2 separate regions of the Homo sapiens genome follow, and region 2 is linked to region 1. Evidence: chromatin loops called from intact Hi-C (ENCODE). Cell type or tissue: PC-9. All regions are shown on one strand. Each heading gives the region's core, and the rest is flanking DNA. Links, peaks and the distances in the headings are about the cores only. Region 1 has its middle 38 kb from the start of TM4SF4. Region 2 has its middle 23 kb from the start of LINC01213.

Region 1 (4,392 bases), core at 74-4,073:
GGCTCATGCCTGTAATCCTAGCACTTTGGGAGGTTGAGGCAGGAGGATCACTTGAGCCCAGGAGTTCGAGGCTGCAGTGAGCTATGACTGCACCAGTGTACTACAGCCTGAGCAACAGAACAAGATCCTGTCTCTAAAAGGAAGAAGAAGAAGGAGGAGGAGGAGGAGGAGAGAAAAGTAGCCTGGGTCTACAGAGCTTAGCTCCTTTGCAGAGCTTTTAAAAATCCCAGTGTCCATTCCCGCCCCACTTCCAGGTATATTAATTTAATTAAGTGAGTTTGGAGGCCAGGCATCAGACATCAGTCCTTTTTATTTTTAACTCACCAGGTGATTCTAATAAGGAAGCAGGTTGGAGAACTGTTCTGGAGTGTTTTCAAACTCGAGTCCTGGGGGGTTTGCTAAACACAGAGTGCCAGCTCCCACCCCAGAGTTGCTGATTCAGTAGGCTTGGGGGTCGAGTATTGCTTCTTTTTTTTTCTTTCTTTTCTTTTCTTTCTTTTCCTTTCTTTTTCTTTTTCTTTAGCTGTCTTTCTCTTTCTTTCCCTCCCTCCTCTTCTTTCCTTCCTTCCTTCTTTTCCCTCCCTCTTTCTTTCTTTCCTTCTTTCTTTCTTTCCTTCCTTCCTTTCCTTCTTTCTTTTCTTTCTTTCTCTCTTCCTCTCTCTCTTTCTTTCTCTCTCTCTCTCTTTCTTTCTTTCTTTTCTTTCTTTCTTTCTTCCTCTTTCTTTTTTGACAGTTTCTCTTTTGTTGCCCAAGCTGGAATGCAATGGTGCTATCTCCATTCACTGCAACCTCCGCCTCATGAGTTCAAGTGATTCTCCTGCCTCAGCCTCCCGAGTAGCGGGATTACAGGTGCACACCACCACGCCCGGCTAATTTTTTGTATTTTTAGTAGAAACAGGGTTTCACCGTGTTAGCCAGCTGGTCTTGAACTCCTGACCTCAGGTGATCCACTTGCCTTGGCCTCCCAAAGTGTTGGGATTACAGGTGTGAGCCACTGCACCCAGCCTCCTTCTTTTTGTAGAGATGGGGCCTTGCTGTGTTGCCCAGGCTGGTCTCCTATCTTGGCCTCAAGCTATCCTCCTACACTGGCCTCCTAAATGCTGGGATTACAGACCTACCCCACCATGCCCTGCTGGACGTTTCTATTAAGTTCCTTAATGATGCTAATGCTGCCAGCCCAGATTCCACACTTTGAGAACTGCAGAAGTGTTTACACTCTCTTAAATAGTACCTACGGTCACATGAATTATTTTTTCCCAGCCTTGGAGAGCCTGAAGATTTCATCGCATTCTTAAAGATCCATGACCCCAGAAAAATTAAGAGCCAGATTAGAGTCTAATTATGCATTGAAAGCTTTTTCTAGGCAGGGTTTCACAGGAGATGATTTTGCAACTGGTTCAGTCTTGGAGTAGTCCCAAGGGTGTATATTTGTGTTTGCTTAAGCACCTGGGCATTGCAGGCTATATGATGCCAACACCCTTACCAGTCCACACTCAGTTTCCTACCAAGAAATTGCAATACTAGGAGCATCAGCTTGGTAAAGAGAGTAAACATGACAACTTTTCCCAGCATCAAATGTGAATATTGTGGAGAGGTAGAAAAACAGGGAGAGGGGAAGAAAGAGAATTCCCGTGATGCTATTGAAGCAGAAATAAAACCTCTGCAGATAATCCTGCTGCCTATTGATGTTGGGGCCACAAACTTGGGAAAATGAATGTTGTGCCATCATAATCACCCTAAGGATCAGTTACATAACATTTAATCATAAATTATACTCATCCAAAATGTGGCATGGGAAGTTCATATGTAAACTTTAATGTATTTTTTTATTCTTTAAAAATTTCCATTTTTGTGAATGTTTTATAATGTACACAATACACTAGAACAGTCATTTTGTATTTAATTTATAACATTAAAAAATAAACAAGCAAACATACATACATCGGGGCTCCATGATGAAAAAAAAAATTGGAGATTACTCCTTAGGTGTCAAACTTGACTGCACCAGAATCACATGGAAGCTCACCGAACAAATGCAGAGTCTCAGACCTCAGTCTCTTTCAGGTTCAGGAGGTCTGAGAAATTCACAGTTACACCAACAACTTGGGAAATTCTAAGGCAGGTGAGCCATTGACTCTACTGTGAACCCTGCTCTGAAAATGACTTTAGTTTTTTTTGTTTTTTTTTCTCTTTGTACTTAATAACTTTATTCTGACTCAAAAGCCATAGAACTCCTCACCAAAGGACACATAGGTCAGTGCAAAGAAGGAAACAAACACGTCTGTATTCTGCATGTCTTTCTCCTTCCCCCTTCAGCAATGCCCCATCCTATTCCCAGCCCTGGTCGGCTGCACCCCCTGAGCCAGGCTCTGGTCACTCACTACACCATGACAAAGCCACCTGCCGCCTGCTAATGGTGACTCGGCTCAGCCATTAGAGGGCAGCAGATAACAGGTCACTAAGCAGATAATTTCTCCGCGAGCAGGTTTGCCCATCTTTCTAAATAATCCAATTTTTCTTGAATATTTTCTCATCAAGGAACATTTTCCAAAAACCTCATAAATGCAAGTCATGGAAGTGACAGCAAACAAGCCCAAGATTGCACTGTCCAAAGGAAAGGTTTCCGTGTTAGGCATGGCTCAAGGTGCTAGGTACAAAGCAAACAAAATCCCTGCTCTCATGCAGCTGACAAGTTAATGGGGGACAATCGAAAAGTAAGTTATCTCTCACTGTTAGATGGTGGTAAACGCTGCGGAGAAAGACATGGCCTGGGCCAAGAGAAGGAAAAGCTCAAAGAAGGGAATGAATATTTATTGACCATCTATGAACGACTGGTTTTCACATAAGTCACTTCTCTTCATCTTCACCACTCTCTCATTGTACCCCTCCCTTTTTTATTATGCCAATTTTACATGTAAAGAAACTGAAGTTCCCACCGGGCACGGTGGCTCACACCTGTAATCCCATCACTTTGGGAGACCGAGGCGGGCGGATCACCTGAGGTCGGGAGTTCGAGACCAGCCTGACCAACATGGTGAAACCCTGTCTCTACTAAAAATATAAAATTAGCTGGGCCTGGTGGTACATGCCTGTAATCCCAGCTACTCCAGAGGCTGAGGCAGGAGAATCACTTGAACCCAGGAGGCGGAGGTTGCGGTGAGAGAAGATCATGGCCATTGCACTCCAGCCTGGGCAACAAGAACAAAACTCCATCTCAAAAAAAAAAAAAAAAAAGAAAGAAAGAAACTTAAGTTCTGAGACTTTAAGAAACTTGGCTAAGGCCACGGCATTAATGAATACCTGCACAGTACTGAACTTCTTAACTTGTTGTCATAATGAAGCCCAGCGCGAATTGTAAAGGAGACTGCCCACACATGCATTTTACTAGTGCTCACACACCTCACCTTCTCCAGGACTCAATATGCTACGTGGAATGTGCCGGGCCTCCTCTTCCCCAATTAATGTTTCACCCTTATTTTGGTACTCTGAAACTCTTATTTTGCTCTATGCTAATCCCATAAATTGGTTCTCATTCTAGAGTGCAGACAGTAATGACTGTTAACTTCTGCTAAGCCCACAAATTAGTTTTCTCCATTTGTAGCCCAATTGATCACATTATCATTCCCCAGGGAAGATATTTGGTGGAGGTGGGGGGCTTTTTCTGGAAAGAGTACTCTAATCCTAATGGTAGAAGTGTCAGCTTTTCTGATTGGGTAGTGAGAAATATGCTTTGTAATTTGGCTTGCTGAAGTTATGCCATTTATAAAGGTTAGAGTCAGAGTTAAAATATCAGTTTCTCAACCTCCTGTCTGTTATAGCTATCAGACTCAGAAGTGCTTTAAGAAAAGGAGTGTGGGCCGGGTGCAGGGGCTCACGCTTATAATCCCAGAACTTTGGGAGTCCAAGGCGGGCGGATCACGAGGTCAGGAGTTTGAGACCAGCCTGGCCAACACAGTGAAACGCCATCTCTACTAAAAATACAAGAATTAGCTGGACGTGGTGGCAGGTGCCTGTAATCCCAGCTACTTGGGAGGCTGAGGAAGGAGAATCACTTGAACCCAGGAGGCAGAGGTTGCAGTGAGCTGAGCTGAGCTAATGCCACTGCACTCCAGCCTGGGCCGTAGAGCTAGACTCCATCTCCAAAAAAAAAAAAAAAAAAAATAGAAAAAAAAGAGTGTGTGTTTGTGTACATGAACAAATGTAGAACATTCGTTCAAACACTAAGGAAGAAGATAGAATGGGAGAGTTTTAGACCATAGCAAAGGGAGGCTTTTATAGGTAAAGAGAATAAAGAATGAGACCTAAAAAGCTTAAGCAGATCTCAGGAGATTACAATTGTATCTATTATTTCTGATAGTGCTGGCATTAGTGCCTGACTTCCAAGACTGAGGT
Region 2 (4,392 bases), core at 224-4,223, 700 kb after region 1:
AATCCTAACAAAAACCCAGTGGGGTAAGTTGTATTGTTCCCACTTTGCAGGTGAGGAAGACAAAGTGAGTGGGCTCAGTAACTCGCCCGAGTCACAGAGTCAAAGCAGGAGCTGGACCCAGATAGTCCAGAGCTCATGCTCGTACACACTTCACTTCGCTATCCTGAATAAAAAAACCAAGACTCCAGGAGGGCTGCAGCTTCGTCCAAGGTGTCGTGACTTGCCCACAGCCACCCTCTTGGCAAATGACCCAGTAAACTCCACCTCCAGCTCCTCTACCTCCAGAGCCTGTGTCTGTATGTCTTCCTTTTGGAGCTTTCTTTCTTGGTATTCTTTATGTTTCAATTTTTAAAATGATAGTCAAATATACACAACTTGAATTTTGGCCATTTTAACCATTTTAAGTGTCTATTCGGTGGTGTTAATTACATTCACAGTGTTGTGCAATCATTACCACTATCCATTTCCAAAAAATGTTTCATCAACACAAGCAGAAATGCTGTAGCCATTAAGCAGTAATTATCCATTCCTACCTTCTTCAACCCCTGGGAACCACTAATCTACTTTCTGTCTCTATGAATTTGCCTGTTCTAGGTATTTCATATAAGTAGAATCATATAATATTTGTCCTTTTGTGGCTAACTTATTTCACTAGTATAATGTCTTCAAAGTTTACTCATATGGTAGCATCTATCAGAACTTTATTTGTTTTATGGCTGAATAATATTCCATTGTATGGTATATCACATTTTGTTTATCCATTTATCTGTTGATGGACACAGGTTGTTTCCTTCCACTTTTTGGCTATTGCAAATAATGCTGCAATGAACGTTGGCACACAAGTATCTGTTTGAGTCTGTCTTTCTTTTCTTTTTTTTCTTTTTCTTGCTTGCTTGCTTGCTTGCTTGCTTGCTTTGTTGCAAGACAGGGTCTTGCTCTGTCACCGGGGCTGGAGTGTAGTGGCCCTATCATATCTCACTGCAGCCTCAACCTCCTGGACTCTTAAGCAATTCTGCTACCTCAGTCTTCCGAGTAGCTAGGTCTTCAGGTGCACAACACCACGCTGTGCTAATTTTTTGTTTTTTAGTTTTTTTGTAGAGATGAGGTCTTGTTATGCTGACCAGGCTGGTCGCAAACTCCTGGGCTCAAGAAATGCTCCTGCCTCGGCCTTCCAAAGTGTTGGAATTACAGGCATGAGCCACTGTGCCCTGCCTGTTTGGGTTTCTATTTTCAATTCTTTGGTGTATATACCTAGACATGGAATTGCTGGGTTATATAAAAATTATTTTTCTTTCTTTCTTTCTTTCTTTTTTTTTTTTTTTTAATGACAGTCTCCCTCTGTCGCCCAGGCTGGCACGATCCCAACTCACTGCAACCTCTGCTTCCCAGGTTCAAGCCATTCTCGTGCCTCAGCTTCCCAAGTAGCTGGGATTAAAGGCATACACCACATGCCTCGCTAATTTTTTTTGTATATTTAGTAGGGATTGGGTTTCGCCATGTTGGCCAGGCTGGTCTTGAACTCCTGGCTTCCCACAGTGGCTGTACCACTTTACATTCCCACCAGCAATTACAAGAGTTCAGATTTCTCCACATCCTTGACAACATGTTTTTCTTTGACTTACTGATAACAGCCATCTTAATGGATACGAAACACCATCTCATTGCAGTTTCCATTTACATTTTCTTCCTTTTTTTTTTGTTTTTTTTTTTTGAGATGGAGTCTCCCTCTGTTGCTCAGGCTAGAGTTGAATGGCTGGATCTTGGCTCACTGCAACCTCCACCTCCCAGGTCCAAGCAATTCTTCTGCCTCAGCCTCCCAAATAGGTGGGATTACAGGGGCATGCTGCCATGTCCTGCTAATTTTTTTGTATTCTTAGTAGAGACGGGGTTTCCCCACGTTGGCCAGGCTGGTCTCGAACTCCCGACCTCAAGTGATCCACCCACCTTGGCCTCCCAAAATGCTGGGATTACAAGCATGAGCCACTGCACCCGGCCGACAATTTCTTAATGACTAATGATGTTGAGCATCTTTTCATGTGCTTAATCGCCATTTGTATATCTTCTTTGGAGAAATGTCTACTCAAGTCCTTTTCTCATTTTTTGATTGGGTTGTTTATCTTTTTGTTGTTGAAATGCAGGAGTTCCAAATCCTGGGGGTTTCTTGACTGGTAATTTCCAATCCCCAACCACACACCTGTCAGGAAGTCTTAAAGATCCAGGTGGAGACCAACAGTCCTTTTGTAGGAGCCAGGAGGCTGGATGCAGAAGATGGTGGTAGATGAGGAGGGAACGGAAAGGCATCTAACACTCACCTACCCCTGCCCTAAATCCAGGTACCCTCTTCCATTGAAGAAAAACCCACATTCTGCTTGTGGATGCTCATTACTCTTATCCACAGAAGCTCTGTTAACCTACCCACCACAGGCATGGAGGCCACTGACCTTCATCCCCAACCACAGCTGCAGCAGAGTGGCAGGAATTCAAGGAAGGAGGAGCATGTGGTGTGGGAGAAGGAAGGGAAGAGGACCTGCACTAGGAGAGGATGTTTCCTCTCAGACAACCTACACAGGTGAGGAGGCAAAGCCTGCAAGGAAGAGACAGCTTATAGGTGAAATGACAGTGACACGGGGAGTGGGAGATGGGAGGGGGAAAGGAGGGAGGATGGGAGGGTTGGGTGAGAAAAAAATCAGGAAAGGATGAGGGGGTGAATATCAGAAAGGGGCAGGCAGCTGTAGCCAGATCAGGGGAGAAAGGCTTCCTGGTGCCCCCATACTAAGGAGAGAGCTGCAGACCTCTATTTTAATGAGTCACAATCTCACTTAGCCCCAGGCCATCTCTCACACTCCCCCTCCTCTCTGGCTTGTGGTCAGCAATAAGCATTCTTCCTTCATTGTCTATTCATCAGGCTACAGATAGGAGGCTAAGAGGAGAACACAAACACTTATTTGTACCACAAAAAAAGGGGGAGCCAGGAGGCCTGACCCTAATTCTCAGCAGTTAGGGACACACCGGAATAGCAGTGACAGAGAGAGGGCAAGTTTAGTGAGATCCATGCAACACCTGCCTTGTGGAGGGGAAGCAGGGCTGACAGTGGCGTGGCGTTGAGCTAAGTTTAGCTGCCTGTGTGATCTCTGCCAACACTCAGGGATGTGGGAGGGGCTTGGGGCAGGCCTCAACAAGCCTTTCCAGGGACCTCTTATTTCCTTAAATCCCACCAAAACTCAAGGACGGACTCCAACATCAACATAGTCACTGGCTTTTGAGCAGTCTTTTCCAAACAGCTGTTGTGCAATTTACCATGTGGCATTATAGACAGGCTACCCCGCTGAGACTGAAAATGAAATCTTGGCCCAGATCCTCCAGCCTGCAGCACCCTGTGGTGAAAGGGGTGTCTCTGCCATCACAGAGAATGAAAATGGGCTACAGCCAGGCAGTGTGAGGGAGCTGGAGACAGCAGACTGGCTCCCGACCATCCTGGTCACACCTAACAGCCTTTTCTCTGATGGCAGTAAAACAGGAGCTTTTAAAGAAAAGAACCAGTGTTGATGAGAAAAAGCTTAGGTTTCTATAATGAAATCAGATGTCCTTTTAGTAAAAGAGCTTCGACGTGAAGATTAAGTTAAAGAAAACAAGCATAACCCTTATATCGATATAACCCTTATATTGATGTTCCCATTTATGCAGCCCCATGGGGATGACGCTGTGGTAATGTGACTAATTTTGTAGCTGCCTGGACAGGTGTGTAGAATAATAATAATGAGAATGATTCCTGTACTGTCTCCGGTTCACTACACAAGTCATTACCCCGTGAGGAACGGGTCCGTCACTTAGAAGACAGTGGGATGTGCTAAACTGGAGACTCTCAGGATGGAGAAACAGGGTTTCACTGCTGAAGAGAGGGTGGTGGTCAGGCTGGTGGGGAAGCACATGCCCATGAGGGAGGCAGTATTGGGAGGAGGCCCAGCAAGAGGCCACAGGAGGGAGGCCACAGACAGAGGCACAGTGTTTCTGCCCTGGCAATCCTGTGGGTTACCCAGGCACTAGCTGTCCTCTAGGAGGATTACAGTAGCCACAGGGTTCCAGGAAAGAGGGCAGAAGGAAAGAACCTCTGTGCATACAGATGGTGCCTGTTTTCTGCTGATTTCCCAGTGCCCAGCATGGAATCTGGCATAGTAGGCCTCAATGTAGACGTGTTTAATGGAGGAGTGACTGAGCAAATATGAAGGAGATGCTAGCAAGAATCAAGCAATGATCCTCTCCTAGAGGGATGGGGAAACCAGCTCAGGATCCAGATACAGCCTCAGAGAAAGGGAACAAGTGCAGGTGTTTGGGGAGGTGGGGAGGTGGCTTCTGTGATGGCTAGCAGTGACCGTCGCCTTCTTACATTCATGC

What was found. Hi-C counts contacts between places; a loop is a spot of excess contacts. Peaks named below come from ENCODE experiments on the same cell type or tissue, not always from the same donor. Only the 100,000 strongest peaks of a DNase experiment are listed, where the experiment ranks them.
Region 2: it touches region 1 in a loop (6-fold over the local background); 3 of 110 quality-filtered maps call a loop at or near these places.

The regions. Positions count from the first base shown.
Region 1 is chr3:149,510,047-149,514,438 of GRCh38, forward strand. No RefSeq gene overlaps it. Among named protein-coding and RNA genes, the nearest start is that of TM4SF4, 38 kb to the left of the region's middle. RefSeq lists a silencer at 2,421-2,520. In PC-9, for the core only: CTCF peaks have their summits at 2,418 (motif pointing right) and 2,622; DNase peaks (open chromatin) are centred at 1,315 and 2,445; H3K27ac peaks cover 862 bases.
Region 2 is chr3:150,213,332-150,217,723 of GRCh38, forward strand. No RefSeq gene overlaps it. Among named protein-coding and RNA genes, the nearest start is that of LINC01213, 23 kb to the right of the region's middle. In PC-9, for the core only: CTCF peaks have their summits at 2,692 and 2,998; a DNase peak (open chromatin) is centred at 2,840.